6 separate regions of the Homo sapiens genome follow, and all the other regions are linked to region 2. Evidence: chromatin contacts called from ENCODE Hi-C or POLR2A ChIA-PET data. All regions are on one chromosome and are shown on one strand. Each heading gives the region's core, a stretch centred on a gene start or an enhancer-like site at or near the end of the contact. The rest is flanking DNA. Distances are from core to core; before and after follow the strand shown.

Evidence for each region. A loop is a pair of places that touch in the nucleus more often than their neighbours do. ChIA-PET counts read pairs that join two places held with the same protein, here RNA polymerase II (POLR2A). Pooled maps may share reads with other maps.
Region 1: a map with no recorded cell type shows a loop between it and region 2 (11-fold over the local background). The contact joins the promoter of PITPNA here to the promoter of ABR-AS1 in region 2. A Hi-C loop is called at or near these places in 2 of 37 single-sample maps with no recorded cell type and 4 of 50 pooled maps.
Region 3: a loop to region 2 is called in a pooled map, with 4 times the contacts of the local background. The contact joins the promoter of CRK here to the promoter of ABR-AS1 in region 2. A Hi-C loop is called at or near these places in 1 of 168 maps with a recorded cell type or tissue (ovary), 2 of 37 single-sample maps with no recorded cell type and 4 of 50 pooled maps. POLR2A ChIA-PET finds 5 or more read pairs at or near these places in 2 of 52 experiments (A673 and CD8-positive, alpha-beta memory T cell).
Region 4: a loop to region 2 is called in a pooled map, with 4 times the contacts of the local background. The contact joins the promoter of MYO1C here to the promoter of ABR-AS1 in region 2. A Hi-C loop is called at or near these places in 1 of 168 maps with a recorded cell type or tissue (B cell), 9 of 37 single-sample maps with no recorded cell type and 5 of 50 pooled maps. POLR2A ChIA-PET finds 5 or more read pairs at or near these places in 1 of 52 experiments (activated B cell).
Region 5: a loop to region 2 is called in a pooled map, with 8 times the contacts of the local background. The contact joins the promoter of SLC43A2 here to the promoter of ABR-AS1 in region 2. A Hi-C loop is called at or near these places in 1 of 37 single-sample maps with no recorded cell type and 4 of 50 pooled maps. POLR2A ChIA-PET finds 5 or more read pairs at or near these places in 1 of 52 experiments (activated CD4-positive, alpha-beta T cell).
Region 6: a loop to region 2 is called in a pooled map, with 3 times the contacts of the local background. The contact joins the enhancer-like site here to the promoter of ABR-AS1 in region 2. A Hi-C loop is called at or near these places in 2 of 168 maps with a recorded cell type or tissue (B cell and ovary), 9 of 37 single-sample maps with no recorded cell type and 5 of 50 pooled maps. POLR2A ChIA-PET finds 5 or more read pairs at or near these places in 2 of 52 experiments (A673 and activated B cell).

The regions. Positions count from the first base shown.
Region 1 is chr17:1,560,758-1,564,071 of GRCh38, reverse strand. It overlaps PITPNA (phosphatidylinositol transfer protein alpha), which reads left to right and starts at 1,280. Exons shown (of 12, transcript NM_006224.4): 1 at 1,280-1,531. The coding sequence starts at 1,512. RefSeq lists silencers at 1,108-1,387, 1,458-1,507, 1,988-2,117 and enhancers at 960-1,459, 2,228-2,327, 3,242-3,314.
Region 2 is chr17:1,180,361-1,183,557 of GRCh38, reverse strand. ABR-AS1 (ABR antisense RNA 1) reads right to left here and starts at 1,931. Exons shown (of 3, transcript NR_187271.1): 1 at 1,630-1,931; 2 at 1,247-1,291. It also overlaps a transcript of ABR not described here. RefSeq lists an enhancer at 2,770-3,197.
Region 3 is chr17:1,454,861-1,458,518 of GRCh38, reverse strand. It overlaps CRK (CRK proto-oncogene, adaptor protein), which reads left to right and starts at 2,287. Exons shown (of 3, transcript NM_016823.4): 1 at 2,287-2,642. The coding sequence starts at 2,402. RefSeq lists silencers at 1,979-2,478, 2,569-2,628, 2,739-2,868 and an enhancer at 2,133-3,118.
Region 4 is chr17:1,490,739-1,493,996 of GRCh38, reverse strand. MYO1C (myosin IC) reads left to right here and starts at 1,311. Exons shown (of 32, transcript NM_001080779.2): 1 at 1,311-1,584. The coding sequence starts at 1,510. It overlaps LOC105371483 (a long non-coding RNA gene), which reads right to left and starts at 1,210. Exons shown (of 2, transcript XR_934145.4): 1 at 372-1,210; 2 at 1-47. RefSeq lists silencers at 2,056-2,455, 2,536-2,975 and an enhancer at 2,260-2,979.
Region 5 is chr17:1,627,445-1,630,685 of GRCh38, reverse strand. It overlaps SLC43A2 (solute carrier family 43 member 2), which reads left to right and starts at 1,852. Exons shown (of 14, transcript NM_152346.3): 1 at 1,852-1,892; 2 at 2,766-2,971. The coding sequence starts at 2,812. RefSeq lists enhancers at 2,604-3,141, 3,142-3,241.
Region 6 is chr17:1,472,705-1,476,253 of GRCh38, reverse strand. MYO1C (myosin IC) reads left to right here. Exons shown (of 32, transcript NM_001080779.2): 15 at 1,222-1,316; 16 at 1,396-1,442; 17 at 1,564-1,644. Among named protein-coding and RNA genes, the nearest start is that of MYO1C, 18 kb to the left of the region's middle. RefSeq lists enhancers at 1,073-1,142, 1,293-1,422 and a silencer at 2,233-2,322. Within about 2 kb of position 2,278, at least 2 of the 41 ENCODE cell types and tissues checked have a DNase peak (open chromatin) inside an H3K27ac peak, as active enhancers do; they include B cell, where a contact is called at or near this core.

The DNA.
Region 1 (3,314 bases), core at 31-2,530, 380 kb before region 2:
GACACCCGCTCATGTCACTGCTCAGAGCCCTTACATGCCCTCCCACCGCCCTTAGGGTGGACTCCAAATACCTTATCATCGTTCACCAGGAACCCTCCCCTATTGAGCTGCTCAGCCCTGAAATGTTCTGTTCCACTCACTTGTCAGTTCTCCAAATGCACCATGCTCTCCCTCTTGCCTCCAGCCTTTGCATTCACTCTGCCTGCTATGCTCTTCTCCGAAGCCCTCTGCAGATCTGAGAATCTCTTCCTCCAGGAAGCCTTCCCTGACTACATCCCTGACGCTCAATTAGGTGCCCCTCCGTGTAATGCCGCTAAGCCTGTGTCTCATTTCTCACAGCCCTTTTCATTCTTTTTTTTTTTTTTTTTTTTGATGCAGAGTCTCGCTCTGTCGCCCCAGCTGGAGTGCAATGGTGCGATCTCGGCTCACTGCAACCTCCGCCTCCAGGGTTCAAGCGATTCTCCTGCCTCATCCTCCCGAGCAGCTGGGACTACCACCACCACGTCCACCACCACGCCCGGCTAATTTTTGTACTTTTAGTAGAGATGGGGTTTCGCCATCTGGTCTGGAACTCCTGACCTCAGGTGATGCGCCCGCCTGAGTGCTGCATTACAGGCATGATGTGCCTGGGATTACTGCCAGGAGCCACCGCGCCCGGCCTCACAGCCCTTTTCTTTTCTTTTTTTTTTTTTTGAGACGAAGTTTCACTCTTGTCCCCCAGGCTGGAGTGCAATGGCGCGATCGCGATCTCGGCTCACTGCAAACTCTGCCTCCCGGTACAAGCGATTCTCCCGCCTCAGCCTCCCGTGTAGCTGGGATTACAGGTGCGTGCCTCCACGCCCAGCTAATTTTTGTATTTTTAGTAGAGACGGGGTTTCATCATGTTGGCCAGGCTGGTCTCGAACTCCTGACCTCAGGTGATCCGCCCGCCTCGGCCTCCCAAGGTGCAAGGATTACAGGCGTGGGCCACCGCGCGCGGCTATTAATATTTTTTGAAACAACCTTTTCCTGGGTCTCAATTCCCTCAACCGGGGAGGCCCCCCAGCCAGCACCCGCGTGCATCCGTGGCGGTTCACACCGAGGACGGTGACGGACACCCTAGTCTGCTCCGCCTTCTGCCGGGTCTGGCCCCAGCCGCGGGGCCCCACCTCGGAACCGACAGCGCCGCCGCGGCCCACTTAAGGACGGGAGGGCGGGCCTGGGAAGGCTCGGCCCCGCGTGACGTCAGCGCGCACCGCGGCGTGTGACGCTCTGGTTGCCGCAGAGACGCCCCGCCCCCGCGCGGCGCTGCGGAACCGGAGCTCCGGGCGGCGTCGGCAGCGGCGCGAGAGGCGACGAGGCCCGGGCGGCAGGAGCCGGCGCGGCGACCGCGGCGAGGGCGGCGGGGACGGAGCAGAGCACGACGAAGACGCACAGGCAGCCGGGCCGGGCCGGGCCACGGGGAGAGCGGCCGGCGGGCAGCGGGCGGGAGGCCGGGCGGGCCGCGGGCAGCCACCGAGCCGCGAAGCGACATGGTGCTGCTCAAGGAGTAGTGAGTGTCCGGCGGCCGTGCGGAAGCGGGGAGGAGGGAGGGTGGGGACGGCCGCCGGGGCGACGGCGCGGCGAGGGACGCAGGGCCCGGATGGACGGAGGGGCAGCAGGGACGGAGGGTGCCTGAGGCGGGCCCAGCGGGGATGGAGGGGATCCGGGGCGGGCGGCACGTGAGGCGGGGCCCACGGGGCACGGAGGGGCGGCCGGGGCGTGGAGGGGCGGCCGGGGCGTGGAGGGGCAGCCGGGGCGTTCGGCATCTGAGCCGGGGCCCACGGGGCATGGACGGGCAGCCGGGGCATGGAGGGGCCCACGGGCACGGAGGGACAACCCGGGCGGACGGCTCCTCAGGCGCCCCGGGGGCCTCGGAGGCCCAAGTGGACCCGAGGAGAGGCCGGGGACAGCGAGGGCGAGGCCAGGCCCGAGACGGGGTCAGGGCAGGGAGAGCTGGCCCGGGACTGGGGGAGGCCGAGGGGACGCCGAGCGCTGGGAGTGCTGTGGGGTCGCTCTGCGCGGGCCGAGGGCGCGGGCTCAGCCGGGACTGCAGGCGGCGCTGAGAGGCCCCGCGGCGGCCGAGGAAGAGGCGCACCGGGGCAGGCAGGGCCTCCCGGCGGTGGGGAAAGGTGGAGGGCCGAACAGTTCACACGGAGAGCCGGGTGGATGGGTCAGAGGCTCCGCGATGGAGTTGGGATGGGGATGGGGAGGAGTGGCCGCCTTAGGCATCGGGTGAGGGGTGGTGGTAAGTGGACACAGGAGGAGGACTAGGAAGTCAGGGCCTGGCTGGGGAGACAGGTGAAGGGTCTGAGGACATGCAGAGGGGGCTGAGATGCGGGCCGGAGTAACCGTGGTGCCCAAGCAGCTGGTGCGGAAGAGGAGGCTTTTGGAACAAGCTTGGGATGACTGCTTGGGACGTGGGGAGACTTGGGCGAGGAGGCCAGAAAATGTTGGGTAGGGTCCGAAGTGGAGAAGGCCGGGAAGTTACCGGGGTCGAGGCTGGTCCGGAAAGAGAGTATGTTGGGATGAGTATACCTGCCGTTGGAGATGGGGGAGACCAGGGCAGGGCCAGCTTGTTTCTAGGGGATTCTCAGTCTTGGTGCAAAGAGATGGGGAAATTCTTTGAGGAATTGAGGGGTCCATGGAGCCGTGAACTGAGGAGAGATGGTGGAAGGGGTGGGGAGCTCTTGAGTAGTGAAGAGGGGTGCGTGGGAAACTGGTGACTTCTGGAAGGAGTTGCAGGATGACGGGTTTGCTCCTGAAATCCAGGGGACTGGGGGACAGGTGGAGATGTTTGGTGTGCTAAATCTTTCAAGTACAAGATGAGCCATCGTTGAAGCTCAGGGTTCCAAGTAAGCATCACAGGACATTTTTCTCCCCAAAGAGGAGAGATAGGATGGGTGTGTGTGTGTGTGTGCGTGTGCGTGTGTGCACAGAATTTACAGTGAAACTGCTTTCCTGGAGGGAGGGCCAGAAGCCCCAGGAGTGGGAGATGGTCAAACAGAGAGCAACTTGTGAGGCAGCCAGGCAGGTGTGCAGAGAGCTCTTGCCACTTTGTCAGCGATCGCACTTTGACCATCCCCACCAGGCTGGCTCCTTGGAGGTGCTTAGGACATTTAGGACATAGAGTGGAGTTTGGGTAACAGAGGGAGCTGAGACCCACATGTCATCCCAGCTAAACACCTCATCTGAAGAGCATTATTTTGAGGCCTCATCCCCTCTGTTTCTTGACATCCAGTCTGATGTTAATTCAGCCAGGGCTCGGAGCTTTTCCTGGTGAGGAGGAAGAACTT
Region 2 (3,197 bases), core at 682-3,181:
GGTAGAAGCAAGAGTTGGTCGTTGGAGAGGCCGTGAGTAGCACGTGCTTGGGAATTAGGAGCAGGGCAAATAGCCTTGAAAATGGGATGTACCTTCTTCCCACTCAGCCCCTCGTCATTAACCCAGTGCTCCTGGCGGTGCACCCAACCATGAAATCCCCTTTAAGTCCAGTGATGAGGCAGGAGCAGGCAGGTCACCCTGGGGTTGGAGAGCCGCAGACAGTCTGAGTGCACAGGCTGGAGGGAGGGCTGGGAGGGTGGAGAGCACTGGCCCCAGGGACTGTCTGGGGAATGCTTAGAAGGGGCCTGGAGGAGGCAGCGTGATAGATGGGGGTTCAGTGCCTTGGGGAGCACTGGCTGGTCCCCACCCGGTCCACATTTAGCTGAATCAGGAAGGTCTGTCTGCCACAGCTCCCCGCTCCTCTGACAGATTGGGGTTGATCGCTGGGGTTAGAGCACTTCAGGGTAGCATCACCTTTGGCAAAGCCCGGAGGAGAAGGACTCTTTAACTCCTTCCTTCCCAGCGCGTGACGTTGGATCTCCCCAACTCCTCAGTGCCAGGGATGCGGAGGTTTCTGTTCCCACCCAAATCACTGTGGTGCTCAAAGGCTCACACACTTGTCTCTGTGGCCAAGGTTAGCATCTGGCCGTGGTGTTAACATCTACTGGAAGCCATCCAACAAAGGCATCAAGGGAATCTCGAAGTGACTGCCCTTTCCTGAGACACGTTGTCTGAGACAGACGTCTGGAGATGGAAGAGGGTTGACAGGGTTTCCCAGAGGGTGGTCTCTAACCCCATGGACCCGCAGAGATTTCTCAGGACCTTCAGCACCCGGTGATCACCAGTTAGCTGGCCGTGGAGGCAGTATGCGTGGTGTTTAAGAGCATGAACAGGCCGGGCGCGGTGGCTCACGCCTGTAATCCCAGCACTTTGGGAGGCCGAGGCGGGCGGATCACGAGGTCAGGAGATCAAGATCATCCTGGCTAACAAGGTGAAACCCCGTCTCTACTAAAAATACAAAAATTAGCCAGGCGTGGTGGCACGTGCCTGTAGTCCCAGCTACTCGGGAGGCTGAGGCAAGAGAATGGCGTGAACCCGGGAGGCGGAGCTTGCAGTGAGCCGAGATTGTGCCACTGCACTCCAGCCTGGGCGACAGAGCGAGACTCTGTCTCAAAAACAAACAAACAAACAAACAGAAAAAGAGCATGAACAGAGTGCCAGGGTTCAAGTCCCAGCCCTCACTTACCCTCTGAGTGGGTTACTCAGCTGCTCAGGGCCTCGGTTTTCTGACCTGGAAAATGGAGAAAACAGAGATAACAGTGACATTCACGGTGAGATCACGCTAGTGAACGAAACGCTAAGCCGGGCACACAGTCGGTGTTCTGTGTTCGTTATCAGAAGTTTCCTCTGTAGAGCCCTCAAGATTTGTCTCTCCCTCTACCCTCTATCGTGTTGTGGAGTGGAGGGTCCGAGAGTGCCAGGATTGGACAGAATGTAGACAGAAAAAAGCAAACTATGGCAACGCGAAGGAAAGCAACTGCCACATTTTAGCTTGGAGGATGCTGAAAATAGCTTGTTCAAGCCTTTGTAGATAAAAATGTAAAATGTACGCAAATGTATGTGACTCACGCAGAAGCATACATCCATAGCTCCCTCACAGTCAGCGCCGGATGTGGCCATCAGGAAAACCCCACAGTGTGGGGAGAGGGCCCGAGCGTTCTTGCTTGTTGTTGTTTTGAGGAGGGGACGGTGCTGCTGCCTCCTGGGCTGGTGGCTCCTGGTGGCGGCAGCTCACGCCCGTTTCCACCTTTCCCCTGGGCTGTCTTCCGAGAGTTCCAGGTGGGAAGAAGAGATGCCCTTGGCCCCTCATGGCTCCTCCGGCCTCGCGGTCCTCCGAGAGCCTGCTCGTTCCCTTCCCATGCCGAAGCTCTATTTCTGGAGCGTCTCATTGGAGATGCACGCCCCCTCCCTGCCAAGCTCCAGGTGCCTGCTTGGCCCTCCCAATCCTGTGTGCTAGTCAGGGACGGTGGGAGGGTGACAGCTGCAGGGAGGGGCGGCAAGAGACAGCGCTGGTGCCTGAGCCAGGAGGATTGGGGCGGAGGGAGCCCTGGGGACGCAGGGACGGGCTAATAATATTGAAAACCACTTCTGCTGCAGCCACCTGTAGAGGCTTCCCCACCCAGAGCATCATCCTGTGCGTCTCCCAGGGGCTCCCCAGCCTGTGATGAGTGGGTGACCCCCATCTCCCCTGGGGCAGCTGCAGAGGCCTCTGCCCAAGCAGCTTATGGGGCTTCCTCTCAGCATCCTGGGGGAGGAGCTGCTTCTCCCCTTAAGAACTAGATGTGTGTGTGTCTGTTTGGAGTGATGAGGACCGACCCCCACACCCCTCCAGCGTTCTGCGGGTGCCGACCACACTGCCCCCGGCAAAGGCCAGGCTGACTTAACCTTCCTGGTAGGCCTCTGTAGGGCTGGGCTCCCAGAAGTTTTCCCCTTAAGCTGCCTGGGGATGGGGTGGGGTGGAGACAGCTCCGGTATCTGAAATGTCACTATCTGGGGTACCGGGCCCCCTGGGTGGGCCCCACTGCTTCCCTTTCCCTGGGTTCAGGAAGGGGCTTCAGCCCCACTGCCCTGGACCCCCCTGGCCTGACTCCCCTCCTGTCCTTCCCTGCTCCAGGGTCGCTTGGCCCAAAGAGGTCTGTGGGGAAGCTGCCATGGCTCCCACAGAATCAGCCCACAGGAGACAGGCATGGGGCCCCCAATCTCTTCACTGCCCTTGGGCGAGGGGGTCTTCCTTAGAGGGAATTTCGTCTCTAAACGGTCATTTCTCAGGCCTCTTGACCCGACTTCCCACCATTTCTAGGTGATGATGCAAACACGATGGGCTTTCCAGGCCGCGGCTCGGGGTCCCCAGGAGGGGTCCTGGAGGGGAACGCGTGGAGCCCTTGGGGCTTCTCCTGGCTCCAGTTTGTCCTCCGCCCAGGAGGGGCACATGTGGGACTGTCCTGGCCCCACAGCCCCCGTGACTTCGGTCCTCCCGGGTCTCCACCCGCCCCCCTCCATGTGTGGCGGGAACGGCCGCGCTCAGAGGTCAGGGGTGTGGAAAGGGACGAGCGGGGGAAGGTTCGGGAGGAGAGAGGCGCGTCCCGCGGCGCGCAGGACGTTCACCCCGTGGGTCCCGCAGCGGGTCTGGCTGGGGA
Region 3 (3,658 bases), core at 1,038-3,537, 270 kb before region 2:
AAGTGCTGGGATTACAAGCATGAGCCACTATGCCTGGCCAGAAAAAATTTTTAATTAAAAAAAAATGAGCCTGGCCAATATGGTGAAACCCCGTCTCTACTGAAAATACAAACATTAGCCGGGCGTGGTGGCGGGTGCCTGTAGTCCCAGCTACTCGGGAGGCTGAGGCAGGGATAATCGCTTGAATCCGGGAGGCGGAGATTGCAGTGAGCCGAGATCACGCCACTGCACTCCAGCCTGGGCAACAGAGCAGGAATCCATCTAAAAAAAAAAAAAAGAGAGAGAGAGACTGTGGCCCAATTTTATGCTCTGAGCTAAACTGGGAGTTTGAACACCTGAAGACTGTTAAAAGTTTTACACAAGGTAGCAACACATTCAGATTTGTATACATATATATATATTTTTGAGACAGGATCTCCCTCTGTCACCCAGGCTGGAGTGCAGTGGCATGATTTCGGCTCACTGCAACCTCCGCCTCCTGGGTTCAAGCGATTCTCCTGCCTCATCCTCCTGAGTAGCTGGGATTACAGGCGCCCGCTAACACACCTGGCTAATTTTTGTATTTTTAGTAGAGACCGGGCTTCACCATATTGGTCAGCCCGGTCTCGAACTTCTGACCTCAGGTGATCTGCCAGCCACAGCCTCCCAAAGTGTTGGGATTACAGGCATGAGCCACGGCGCCCGGCCAGATCTGTATTTTAGAAAACTCAGTGGGAGTTGTTTGCAGTGCGATTAGGGGCAGCCAGACGAAAGAGCACCAGCGAGCACGACACTCGTAGGAACACAGTCCAGAGGCAATCATGAGGGCAGTGAGAGTAGGAGATGCCCCTGGCTACAATTTAGTGTTTAGAATTATCTGGGCAGGTGACCCCAAAGCCTCAAAAGAGAAGAGAACTCTGTACTTCACGTGGCTTGGTACACTCTGCTCCCTTTGCTTTGAATGTCCTTCCCCGCCGAGTGCGGTGGCTCACGCCTGTAATCCCAGCACTTTGGGAGGCCGAGGTGGGCGGATCTCAAGGTCAGGAGATCGAGACCAGCCTGGCTAACACGGTGAAACCCCATCTCTACTAAAAATACAAAAAGTTAGCCGGGCGTGGTGGCGGGTGCCTGCAGTCCCAGCAACTCGGGAGGCTGAGGCAGGAGAATGGCGTGAACCCGGGAGGCGGAGCTTGCAGTGAGCCGAGATCACGCCCAGGCACTCCAGCCTGGGCGACAGAGCGAGACTCCATCTCAAAAAAAAAAAAAAAAAAAAAAGAAAGAATGTCCTTCCCCATTTGTCATTCAGCAGTCAACACATGCTGCCTCCTCTGGGAAGCCCTCCTGGATTACTCCATAGACTGGCTGTGGGGGCTCTGCTCTGTGTTCATGTCCGTTTCCCATGATAGCGTTTGTCAGCATTTGTCATCCTTTTGTCATCCAGTTTCCTGGTTCCTCTCACTGGTCTGTGAGTTCGAGGAGTGCAGGGCCCAGCCATGATAACCTTTGCACCCGCAGTGCAAGTGGAGTGTCAACAACAATGTCCTAGGTGAATCAATGAAAATGAGAACGTCAGCTGGTCTGTGGAGAAGCTAGAGGAACGAGCAGAAACGGACCGACGTGGCCGGGCGCGATGTTTCTCGCCTGTAATCCCAGCACTTTGGGAGGCCGAGGCGGGCGGATCACCTGAGGTCAGGAGATTGAGACCATCCTGGCCGACATGGTGAAACCCCCGTCTCTACTAAAAATACAAAAAACAGCCGGGCGCGGTGGCTCACGCCTGTAGTCTCAGCTACTCGGGAGGCTGACGCAGGAGAATCGCTTGAACCCGGGAGCAGTGAGCCGAGATCGCGCCATTGCACTCCAGCGTGGGCGACAGAACAAGACTCCGTCTCAAAAAGAAAAAGAAAAAAGAAACAGACTGATATCGCAGGAAGCCTGGCCGAGAACTCAGGCCCCAGGGCCACACGCATCTTTTCTCCTCCAATTCTGTCTGGGAGTCGCTGCCTAGAAGTCCCAGGTCGTCCAGGAACCGGGGCCCAGACGAGAAGCACCGCTCTGTCCGCAGCGCAGGCGCGCGTCTCTGCGGGAGGCTGCGAGGCCCCGCCCCTCGGGCCCTAGACCCCGCCTCCCATCCCCCGCAGCCCGGGCCCGGGAAGGGCGGCACCGCCCATGAATCCGCATGCGCAGTGCGCGCGCGAGGGCGCCTTGCCCTTCTCCCAATGGCGGGCCGCGGGCCCCTTCCCGGCAGCCTCCCTCGGGCAGGGAGCGCGTCATTTCCGGAGGGGGAGGCCCGCGGCTGCCGCCGCCATTTCGGGCGCTGCTGTGAAGCTGAAACCGGAGCCGGTCCGCTGGGCGGCGGGCGCCGGGGGCCGGAGGGGCGCGCGCGGCGGCGGCACCCCAGCGTTTAGGCGCGGAGGCAGCCATGGCGGGCAACTTCGACTCGGAGGAGCGGAGTAGCTGGTACTGGGGGAGGTTGAGTCGGCAGGAGGCGGTGGCGCTGCTGCAGGGCCAGCGGCACGGGGTGTTCCTGGTGCGGGACTCGAGCACCAGCCCCGGGGACTATGTGCTCAGCGTCTCAGAGAACTCGCGCGTCTCCCACTACATCATCAACAGCAGCGGCCCGCGCCCGCCGGTGCCACCGTCGCCCGCCCAGCCTCCGCCCGGTGAGGGACTGACGGGACGGCGGGCCCTGGGCGGGGTGAGGGCCGCGGAACTCCCAGCCTGGCTGGCTGGTCCTCGAGAGCGGACCCTCGGGGGTCGTGGGCAGAGGGCTGGGTGACCGTGGCAGGGGCCCGCCGGCTGCTCGGGCTCGCTCTCACCCGGGGAGCAGGAGTGTGGGGGAGGAGGAGCCGCGGACCGAGGCCCCGGGGTGTGCCTGGGGAGGGCAGCCGCGGGGAAGGGGAACTGCTTCGGCCCCAGGGTGGGGCTGGCTCCCGGGCCAGGCGCAAGGGTAGGGCAGGGCAAGGCAACGTGGGGACAAAGAGCTGAGGGAGATGTTGGCACTGCGGGGGCATCACTTGGCAGCGGCGCCCAGAATGAATCCGATAATCCTACAAGTGGCTTTTAGGCTGGAAACGTTTCCTGCCGTGTTGGAGAGCCGGGTTTGGCCGTGCTCCCCTGGTGGCCTTTGGTAGGAAGTCACCACATACTGGCCGGGAGGGATGGAGACACCCTCAGGAAACCGGTCAATTTTTTCCTTTCTTGGGCATTTTTCCAAAATCTTTGTACCGTTCTCTTCCCCCGTGGAGGACGAAGGTGGTGAACTAAGTGCTAGAAGAAATAGTGGTAGCAGAAAGCCTTCAGTGACCAGCCCAACCCAGTTTAAGGCGATGCCTGGCTATGTGCAAGAGATCTAAGCGTCCAGAAGACTGTCCGCCGTTAGAGAGTTCTGGTTTTCAAAGTGTTTAGTGGAGGAAAGACATTTTATTCCACAAAATAAACCAGAAGTGAGGCAATGGAAACAGACCCTTCCCTGTAAGTGACTGGAACTTCATTTTCCTTGGACTTAAACATTGTCGGTGTGTACTTCAGGGCGTCACCTTGCTCAGTAAGATGGGGCTGCGGGCTGAGTCTTCCTGGATATTGGGAACAGACTCTACGCCAAGAACATAAATTACCTGCGCTGGGTTTTCCTTGCCAGGGAGGGATCCCTGAGATTGACTGTCTTACCGATGCCGTT
Region 4 (3,258 bases), core at 62-2,561, 310 kb before region 2:
GAAACAGGAATGGGGTCTGAACCCACCCGCAGAGCGGTCTCAGTAGTCTGTAAAATACAGATGATGTCCCTATTCTCAAGATTACTGTGGGAGAACAATTGCAGAAAGTGTATCGCACTAGACCCGCCTCCCCGTTCTGATTAATGCGGCCCCGGGGCTTGACCCCAGGGGTCCCCCCACATGCTCACCTCCCCCGTGGTGAACTGAGGTCGCCACACACCCAGCCTCCTGTGTGGGAGGGGTGAGCCCAGCAGTGATTGAGAGGCGGAAAGGGGAATGGGGGGTGCTCTCCGTCCTCTGGGCCCCAGTCAGGATATGGCCGTTCTGGGTCCACCCCGACCCACTGGGTGGAAACAGGAAATAAGTGAGACCTGGTGTGCACTGGGTCTACGCCTGGCTCCACGGCTGATAAGGGCCATTGTGTGGCCGCCGGGGATGAGCCTGCTCTGGATAGATGTGCTTCCCGGAGGAAGGAAGGAAGGCTTGCTAGCTTTTCCGGGGCGGGGGAAGCTGTGGGGAGAGAGAAGGGTGCCGGGGGGAAGGCCCCTGCCTATGGGGCTGTCGGTGCCAGCACACACCCACGGGACTCAGCCCTTCCTATGCCAGCCTCTCCCTCTGGAAAGGTCTGTTTCCCCTATCCACTTCCCTGTTCTTACTTCCTATAAGGAATGGCTGGAGACTGGAGGGCTCAGTCTCAGGCCAGGAAAGTGTCAGCTGTGATTTAGCAACAATAAAAATAGAAAAGCAGGAACATCAGGGGTGGGGGTCACCTGGGGGTACTGTTGAAACGCAAGGGATGAACAGGGCTAGAGGTTGCCCACACCCAGGGAACCCAGGAACTAACCTCACAAGCTCTGAGGCTCAGAGGAGGGTAAGCCAAGAGCTTCCTCACAGCGGGACAGCCCCCTGTCCGGGCCCTGCATGACCAGGCCCCAGCAGCCCTGGTCTCTCAAACTCATGGTGGGGGCTCACCTGCTGTGGGGGGCAGCCCCGTTGAGGGGATGTGCAGGAAAGCCAGTGCCTACTAACGGGTCCTCTTGGCCTAGGGGAGGGCATGCCGTCTGGTTTGGGGAGTGGGCCCCGTGCTCTCTAGGTGGTACCAGAGAGTGGGCAGGAGGAGGGGCCCAGCCATAGAGCTGCCGTGGGGATGGGGGGAAGGGGAAAGGCGTCCTAGCCTTTGACCTGGAGCCCAGGGTCCCCCATGGGTGGCTGCATCGGCTCCTCTGGTTACCTGGGACAACAGGCATTTCCTCCATCCCCAGCCCCTCCTCTTCCTGCTCCAACCATCCGGGCCAAGAGGCCTCCCAGTCAGACCTGGACGGCTCCAGCCGTGTCCTGAGGAGCTGGACCAGCCACATCCCCTGGGGCTGCAGTTGAAGCAGAACCAAGTGGCCATCCCGGCGTTAGACCGTAGGTTCCTGGTCCCGGAGTGGTCGGAGCCCGCCAGTGGGCAGGCAGCTCTTGCTCACAGGCCGCGGTGCCCAGGCCGCTGGCTCTCCGCAGGGCGGAATGGCGCTGCAAGTGGAGCTGGTACCCACCGGGGAGATCATCCGCGTGGTTCATCCCCACAGGCCCTGCAAGCTTGTAAGCTGGGATGCTCTGGGCTGGGAGGAGGGTGGGAGCGTCTCCCCAAGGCCGGGCAGCCCCTCTCAGGCGAGCCCTCGGGCAAGAGCTGAGCAGCGGGGAGGGGTTCCGATCCTTGGCGGGGCCAGAACAGACTGAACAAGACGGGGTGAGTGGAAGAGTAAGGATGCAAGGGCCACTAGCAGCAGGATTTTTGGAAGTGGAGGTCTGGGCTTGACTCTTCCCCGGCTTCCCGAACCTCAGTGGGCAGAACCGTGAATACTGGGCACAAAAGGCAAGTGCCGGCTGCTGTGAGGTCGAAGGACCAGGGCATGGAAGCTCCAGGCTCAGTCAACGCCCCGCTCCTCTCCAGTCCGCAGGGCTGGGACCGCCCAAGACTCAGAACAGAAGGACGGTGTGGGAGGTGGGTGAAGGGTCACGGGTGGGTAGAAACGGGGGAGCGCGGCCCTGGCCCGGCCCGCAGGAAGGGGCTGGAGATGCAAAGGGCCCGGAGGAGGGAGAAAGTCGGGCGCCCCCACGCCCCCAGCAGCGCGGCGGGGAGCCGGGTCTTCGGCCGGAGGGGCGCGCGCGTGTTCGCTGTGGCCCCGGGAACGGGCCGAGGCGGGGGCCGCACGCACCGAGGCTTCGCGGACGCGGCCGGGGCTGAGGCGGGGCGGGGCGGGGCCGGAGGGTGCGCGGCCCTGCCCGGGATGACGACAGGCTGCGGCCCGGCCCCCGGCGGGCCCTGGGCGGGGAGAGTGCGCCCGGGCCGCGGATCCCCAAGCCCGCCACGCCGCCCAGCCCGGCCCCGCCCGCGCCGGAAGAGCCACGCCGGTGGGTACTCGGGGCGCGGGGACGGCGGCCGCGGGGGGCGGGTGTGGGGAGCGGGCGGCCGGGCCGGGAGCCGCCGTGCACGAGGCAGGGGTCACGGCCGGGGATCGCTGGGGCCGAAGAACGGCCGCGTGGACCCGTGCGGGGGGGGGGGGTCCCACGACCCGGAGGCGCCGGCGCAGCCTGGTGGAGACTTAGATTTACCTGCGGGGAGCGGGAGGCGGGGAAGAGCGGCCTGGGCTGCAGGACCCAGGACCCTGCGCGCCCTTCGGGCCCCGCCCGCAGCCCTGCTCCGCCTCTGGGTTCCGGAGAAGCCGCCTAAACCCGCCCCTTCCCGTTCTCCGCCCCTGGGGCCCAGCGCGCCCCGAGTGTGACGGGCGGGGGGCTCCGGGGTGGCCGGAGAAGGAGGATGGCCACGCGGCCCTCAGTCCTCACGCTCCGGCCTCCCGCGCACACGCCTGGCTCTGAGATTCATTCATTCATCCAGGGGTCCGGGAAGGGGTGACTGAGCCCCACCGTGTGCCTCGCTGCGTGTAGGGAGTGGGAGCCGTCTCCTGGGAGGGACTGACAAGGAAACAGCTGATTCCTGCGGGGTGCGATAAGGAGGCGCTGCGTGTTTGGGAGAATCAGGAAGGGGTTCTGGAGGAGGTGACACCTGAGCCGAGTCTCAGTGAGGTGGGCAGGGAGAGTGCCCCGGGCTGGGGAAGCCGCAGGTGCAGGCACTGAAGCTTGGACTGGCTGGCGACGGTGCGAAGGCCCCCTCCTGGGGGGAGGGGTGGGGGGAGAGGGGACTGGAGCGGGCCATCTGGCACATCGGAATGCAGGAGCAGTGGGGTAAACTGGGGACAGCAGGGGGGTCTCGGG
Region 5 (3,241 bases), core at 603-3,102, 450 kb before region 2:
GTACAAAAAATACAAAAATTAGCCAAGTGTGGTAGCATGCACCTGTGGTCCCAGCTACTTGGGAGGCTGAGGCAGGAGGATCACCTAAGCCCAGGAGGTCGAGGCTGCAGTGAGCTATGATCATGCCACCACACTCCAGCAGTCTGGGTGCCTGAGATCCTGTCTCAAAAAAAAAAAAAAAAAAAGAAAAAGAAAAAAGACAGGGTTCTTGGTATCTAACTTCAGTAGACAGTAGTAGTATGGTTATCTGAGAGAAAATGTGGAGGACAGTTCTGGGGGATATTTGAGGCATGTTTGAGCCCTGCAGCGCCGTCAGGCTGCTCAAAGAGGAGGGAAGGGTGAAGAAAGAGATTTTTCAGATGGCAGTTGAAACCTTGGGAGTGGGAAGGGTTCCACAGGGTGAGGAACCGGGTAGGCTACCAGCTGGAGCCGCCCCCCAGCAGGCTGACAGCTCCAAGCGTTGTCTGGGGGAGGTTGCCCTCGCCAGGTGGCCCGGGCGGATTCTAGACAGTAGGGGGCACACTCGGACTGGGGCAGGTGGAGCAAGAGGCGTTTGGGGCTCCCACAGCCCTGGGGTGGTGGTGGGGTTTTATTTTTGGTTTTTATTTTGGTAGAGATGGTTCTCGCCATGCTGCCCAGGCTGGTCTCAAACTCCTGTCCCCAAGTGGCCCTCCGACCTTAGCCTCCCAAACCGCTGGGATTCCAGACGTGGACACCGCGCGGCAGCCCTGGGGTGCTAAGCCAGCCCCCCGGAGCGAGCCAGGGTGACCAAGGCGATTCTGGGGCAGTCAGAGGGTCTTCCCGGGTCGGGTTAGTGCCTCGAATCCGGGGGACGAAGACGGGGAGCTGAGCTTTCGGAGCCCGGGCTTATCAGACGGGGACCCGGAGCCCCCTCGAACCCTCCCTAGCTTGTACCAGCTGGCGGACGTGGCCCGTAGCATCGCCCTGCAGAGGGGACCTTCCCTGAAAGGGACGGGGAACGGGGTGAAGGTGGCCAGCGCGGGCAGGGAGCACCCAGATGACGATCAAGGGTGGAGGGTCCCCGGAGGACCGAGCAGTGCGTGAACACGGGCGGAGAAAGGTCAGTCTGATGGGGGGAGCTCAGGAGACCCCATCCTAGGACGGGACAGACCAGCCCCAAATCCCCTTGCAGATTTCCAAGGGCCAACTTCCAGGGACCGGGCAGACGCCACCGGGGAGAGGGGAAGGGGTCGGTGCATCAGCGGGGGGCGCCACGGCTGGACCGGGTCCGGGATCCCAGGCCCCGAATACGCCGGGACGGGAACCACCGGGGCGGGGGAGCGAGGAACCAGGACCCAAAGCCCGAGGCGGCGGGGACGGCGGCGCTGCGTGGGGAGGAGGCGGGGTGGGGATTCGAGAGTGGAACCACCGTGCGGAGCCGGCGCATCTGGGCGTGGTGACCCGCGCGCAGGGGGCAGCTGGGGACGGCGGGGCGGCCGCGGGAGAGCCCGGCTGGGGGCGCTGGTGGCCCGGCGGCTTCTGGGGGGAGTCCGCTGGGGGCCGGGACGCGGAGCCGGAGCCCCAGCCTCGCAGGGTCAGGCCGCTGGAGAGGCCGCGGGGCGATGTCGCCGGGGATTCCCGGCCGCGCTGTGACTCGGGTTGAAGGCTGCAAAGCCGAGGCCCGGCCCGCAGCGCCCAGGCCCCTCCCGTCCCCCATCTCTCTTGTTTGTCTCCGAGTCCGGCCGGAACCGGCTTCTGCTCGCGGCGGGGCGGGCGGGGGGCTGGCTGCTGATTGGTCGACGCCTGTTTCCAGCCCCGCTCAGCCAATCAGCGGGCGGCAGTGTTTTCTTCTTGGGGTCGGAATAAAAGGGCTGGAATAAAAGAGGGCAGAAAAGGCGCCGGGCGGGCCCGACACACGCCGGAGGAGCCGGGTGAGCTGCAGCAGGGAGGGGATCGCGGCCGGGGCGAGGGCGCGGGGGCAGAAGCGGCCGCCGAAGGGGCGTAGGGAGAAAACGTGGGAACGAGGAGAGAGATGGAGCGATGAGGGGCCGCCAGGGAAGAGATGACGAACAGATGCGGGCTGGGGAATGGAGGCGCGGGGGTCCGAGGCCATGGAAACGGGCGAGTTGCCGGGGGAACGCCCGAGATGGGGGTCGCGCGGCTGGCTCGCGCCACCGGTTTGAACCGGCTCCTCGTCTCCCACGCTGGGTTCGCGTGGCCGCAGCGCCTAGCGACCTAGACGGCGGCCAATGGCGCGGCAGTTCCTGCGCCGTCCGGCCAATGAGCGCGCCGGGGCGGGCCGTTCCGTAGGTCTGGGCGCTGATCTTGTGGTTGAAGAAACCAGCTCTGGGGAAGGGTCTCGGGCGCGGGCGGGAGGGCACCTGTCAGGGTCCCTGGGAGAGGCAGCCCTCGGATCTGCCCCTGCCCACCTCACGCTGCGTTCCATGCTGGCCCCAGGCGATGTCAGTCCTGCTGCAGGCCAGGACTAGTTCCACGGCCCTGAGCATGCGTTAGCCCCTTCTTGCCTCCATGCCTCAGTTTACCTCGGAGTGAGCTGCGGGAGACGTCTCCCTGCCTGGCCGGGGCGGCTCTGTCGTAGCGGAGGGCAGCGGTACGAGCCGGCCGCGGGCTCGGGGTGTCCCAGGTCCGGGCAGGGCTGGGGTTCGCTTCCTCTGCTGCGCGCACCGGCCGCCGCGGCCGGGGAGGGGTGGCAATCCCGAGCCCTGCGGCAGCGGTCGGGGCTGCTGGGGGCGGCCGCAGGGGCTGGGCAAGGGCCGGCCGCTGACGCCGAGTTCTGTGCGCAGGTGGTGCAGAGCCGGAGCCGGAGCCGGAGCCGCGCCGCGCCGCACCATGGCGCCCACCCTGGCCACTGCCCATCGGCGCCGCTGGTGGATGGCCTGCACGGCCGTGCTGGAGAACCTCCTCTTCTCGGCAGTCCTCCTGGGCTGGGGCTCGCTGCTCATCATGCTCAAGTCAGAGGGCTTTTACTCCTACCTGTGTACCGAGCCAGGTGAGACAAGCGCCTGGGGTTGCGGGGGGCTCCTGGAGCTGGGGCTTTGGGAGGGGGCGGGATGGGGGCGAAGACCTAGCGAGCCACAGCACCGCATTGCCCAGTGCCTCTAGGGTATCAGAAGGCCCATCTGATCCTCACCCAGCCCTGCCGGGTACTTGTCATTGCCCCTGTTTTGTGGACGAAGACATCGAGGCTCAGAGCGATCTGTCTTGCGCAAGGCCGCAGAGCCTGGGCCTGCCATCCACCCAGAACCCCACCTGCTGTCCA
Region 6 (3,549 bases), core at 1,029-3,528, 290 kb before region 2:
TGAGCTGAGATGGTGCCACTGCACTCCAGCCTGGATGACAGAGTGAGACTCCGTCTCAAAAAAAAAAAAAAGACTTGTTTCTAGGAGTCTCTCTGAATCTATTCGGGTTTAGGGGCTGCCTGATTCATTAAATAATAAATACTAAAAACTTGTTCCTGATTATAAAAATAATATTGCTTATTACAGCAAAGTTGGAATGTGCGCAAAAGCCACCTGTGATCCCGTCGCCCAAAGGCCATGGCTGTTAACTGTGTGAGGCATTTCCCTCCTGCCTTTTTCTATGCATTTTTTTTCGTAGTCGAGAACTTGTGTATAAGGCTCAGGGTAAATATCCTGCACATTTTCCCGTATCATCAAACAACATTTTCCTCAGAACACTTCCTGGAGCGGTTCTGACCCACAGATACTCCCCTCTCTCACCCAGCCCTTCGGGGCCCCTGGCCAGCCTCCCAGGTTTCTGCTGGAATCACAAGGCTGCCACAAACATCTCCGTGCCTTCAATCTTTGTCCGTGTCTCTGGTTAGCTGCTTGAAATAGTTCTTAAAAGCAAATGGGTGAAAGGGTATAAACACGCCTAAGACTTAAGTGCTCTCTTGGGGCAGCAGATTCCATTCTGAAAAGTAGTGCGCAGCTCACCACCCCTTCTGAGCAGAGCCCGCAGCGGCCGAAGCAACGAGAGTTTCCCTCCCTGCAGCGTACCCTGGCCGTCAGGAGGCCCAGGTCCCGGTCCTGGCACTGTGTGGCCCTGGCCAAGGCCATCTACCTCTCTGAGCCTCCATGGTCCGCTCTGATCAGGGAGGCCACTGGCCCTGCCTGGCCTGCCTCAGTGACCCAGCCCTGGGGGTGCACCTGCTCTTTTTTTTTTGGAGTGTAGTGGCACCATCTCGGCTCACTGCAACCTCTGCCTCCCAGGTTCAAGCGATTCTCCTTTGTCAGCCTCCTGAGTAGCTGGGACTACAGGCGCCCACCACCACGCCTGGCTAATTTTTGTATTTTTGGTAGAGATGGGGTTTCACCATATTGACCAAGCTGGTCTCGAAGTACTGACTTTGTGATCTACCCACCTCGGCCTCCCCAACTGCTGGGATTACAGCCGTGAGCCACTGTGCCCGGCCTGGGGTGCACCTGGGCAGCTGGTTCCTGCTCCTGAGGCCCTTTCAGCAGGCAGAGGGCTTGGCTCAGGCCGGCAGCCATCTGCAGCTTCCTCCCTGTCACCCCCAGGCACAAGCTGGCTGACCAGCGGACCAGGAAATCTCTGGGCCGAGGGGAATTCCGCCTTCTGCACTATGCGGGGGAGGTGACCTACAGCGTGACCGGTGAGGATCCTGGGGCTGTGTCCCCACAGGGGCCTGCGGGGAGGCTCTGTCTCACCTCACGTCGGTTCTCCCCTCCCAGGGTTTCTGGACAAAAACAATGACCTTCTCTTCCGGAACCTTAAGGAGGTGAGGAGGACGTGGGGAGGCCGGGGTGGGGGTGGGGATAGCCCACAGCTCTGCACCTGTGTCCAGGAGCCTGTCCTGCCTGTCCCTGTGCCCCACCCTGACCCCGGCTCTGCCCACACAGACCATGTGTAGCTCAAAGAATCCCATTATGAGCCAGTGCTTTGACCGGAGCGAGCTCAGTGACAAGAAGCGGCCAGAGACGGTGAGGAGGTGGCGGGACCGGGCGCAGGGGTGCATGCGCCTGAGTGTGCATGAGGGCCTGTGTGAGCCTGGGAGCTGGCAGCGTGCGTGTGAACGCGTGTGAGCCCGTGCACATCTGCAGGTGTCTGTAGGGGGCTGCCTTAGGTGCCTCTTTGCCTACTTTTTTTTTTTTTTTTTTTTTTTGAGACAGGGTCTCGCTCTGTTGCCCAGGCTGGAGTGCAGTGGCGCAATCTGGGCTCACTGCAACCTCCACCTCCCTGGTTCAAGCGATTCTCCTGCCTCAGTCTCCTGAGTAGCTGGGATTACAGGCGCCTGCCACCATGCCCGGCTAATTTTTTGTATTTTAAGTAGAGATGGGGTTTCACCATGTTGGCCTGGCTGGTCTCAAACTCCTGACCTCGGGTGATCCACCTGCCTCGGCCTCCCAAAGTGTTAGGATTACCGGTGTGAGCCACCACGCCTGTCCCTGTTTGCCTACTTGTGTGTGTGTGCTGTGTCTATAGTGGAGTCGTGTGTCTTCAGTGTGGGCTGTGTCTGTAGGGGAATCCTTGTGTACGTCTGTCTCTGTGGGTGCCCATATGTTGACAGCTGCCTCTGTGCGGTTGCTGTCATGTGTCTACCCACTCAGCAGACATTTATAGCAGACACTGCCAGGCACTGAGGTACCACAATGAGTGGGTGTGCCTGCAGCAACATGTGCACAGGGTGCTTTGCAAACTTAGAAGAGGGAACAGCAAACGGCCTGACGGGGCGGAAGGGGTGAGGGGTTGGGGAGGCTCCCTGGAGGAGGAAGCATTGGAGATGACTTGGGAATGTCAGATGAACCTATAGTGAGGGCCCAGTCCAGACACAGAGAGTCTAAAAAGGCCATGAGGTGAGCAGGAAAGCGATGGCATCAAGGAGAAGGACCGGGGGAAAGGCAGGCATGGCCAGGGTGCCAGATGCAGGGAGGGCTCCAGCGAGCTGAAGGCGGAGGTACGGCTGTTGGGCTTGGCAAAAAGAGGGTCAGGGGAGCCCCAGAAGAGTGAGGTCAGTGAGTCCATAGGGAGGTGGAAGCCAGACTGCCTGGCAGGGAGGGCATGCAGGCGACATGCTGCCCAGGGTGTGGCTCACTGTGCCCCTGCCCGCTGCTGCCGTCCACCCCACCCTCTCCCGAAGCACCACATCCTCCCGGCCCTAGCGTCTCCCTGCTGAGGATGCCTACACACCCTCCCGCCCAGGCCTCTCCAGCAAGCCACAGACTCGTGTATCTCATCCTCTTCCCCTAGGTGGCCCCAGGGCACCCTAGATCCCACTGGTCTATAACAAACGGGCCCTTGGTCTGCCCCTCCAGGCTTTCTCCTTCTTTGACCCAGTCCCCCAGGCCAGAAACCTGGGTGTCATCCCCTTTTTTGTTTTTGTTTTTGTTTTTGAGACGGAGTCTCGCTCTGTCACCCAGGCTGGAGTGCAGTGGCGCGATCTCGGCTCACTGCAACCTCTGCCTCCTGGGCTCACGCCATTCTCCCACTTCACACTCACGAGTAGCTGGGATTACAGGTACCCGCCATCGTGCCCGGCTAATTTTTTTATTTTTGTAGAGATGGGGTTTCACCATGTTGGCCAGGCTAGTCTTAAACTCCTGACCTCAGGTGATCCGCCCGCCTCGGCCTCCCAAAGTGCTGGGATGACAGGCGTGAGCCACCGCGCCCGGCTCCGGCCCCCTCGTTCTTTTCTCTCCTTGTCTCCCTTGTCCAGCCACTGGATCTTGCCGGAGTACTTAGCAGCTCCCCCTCAGTCCTTCCCTGTAGCCACTTCACCCGCCCCTCCTCCTTATCCTTTAAAGCTCAGCAGAGCGTCATTTCCAGAAGACGTCACCTGGTGCCCCCTAACCCTCAGACTGGATGAATTGTCCCTTTGTGGGGCTCTC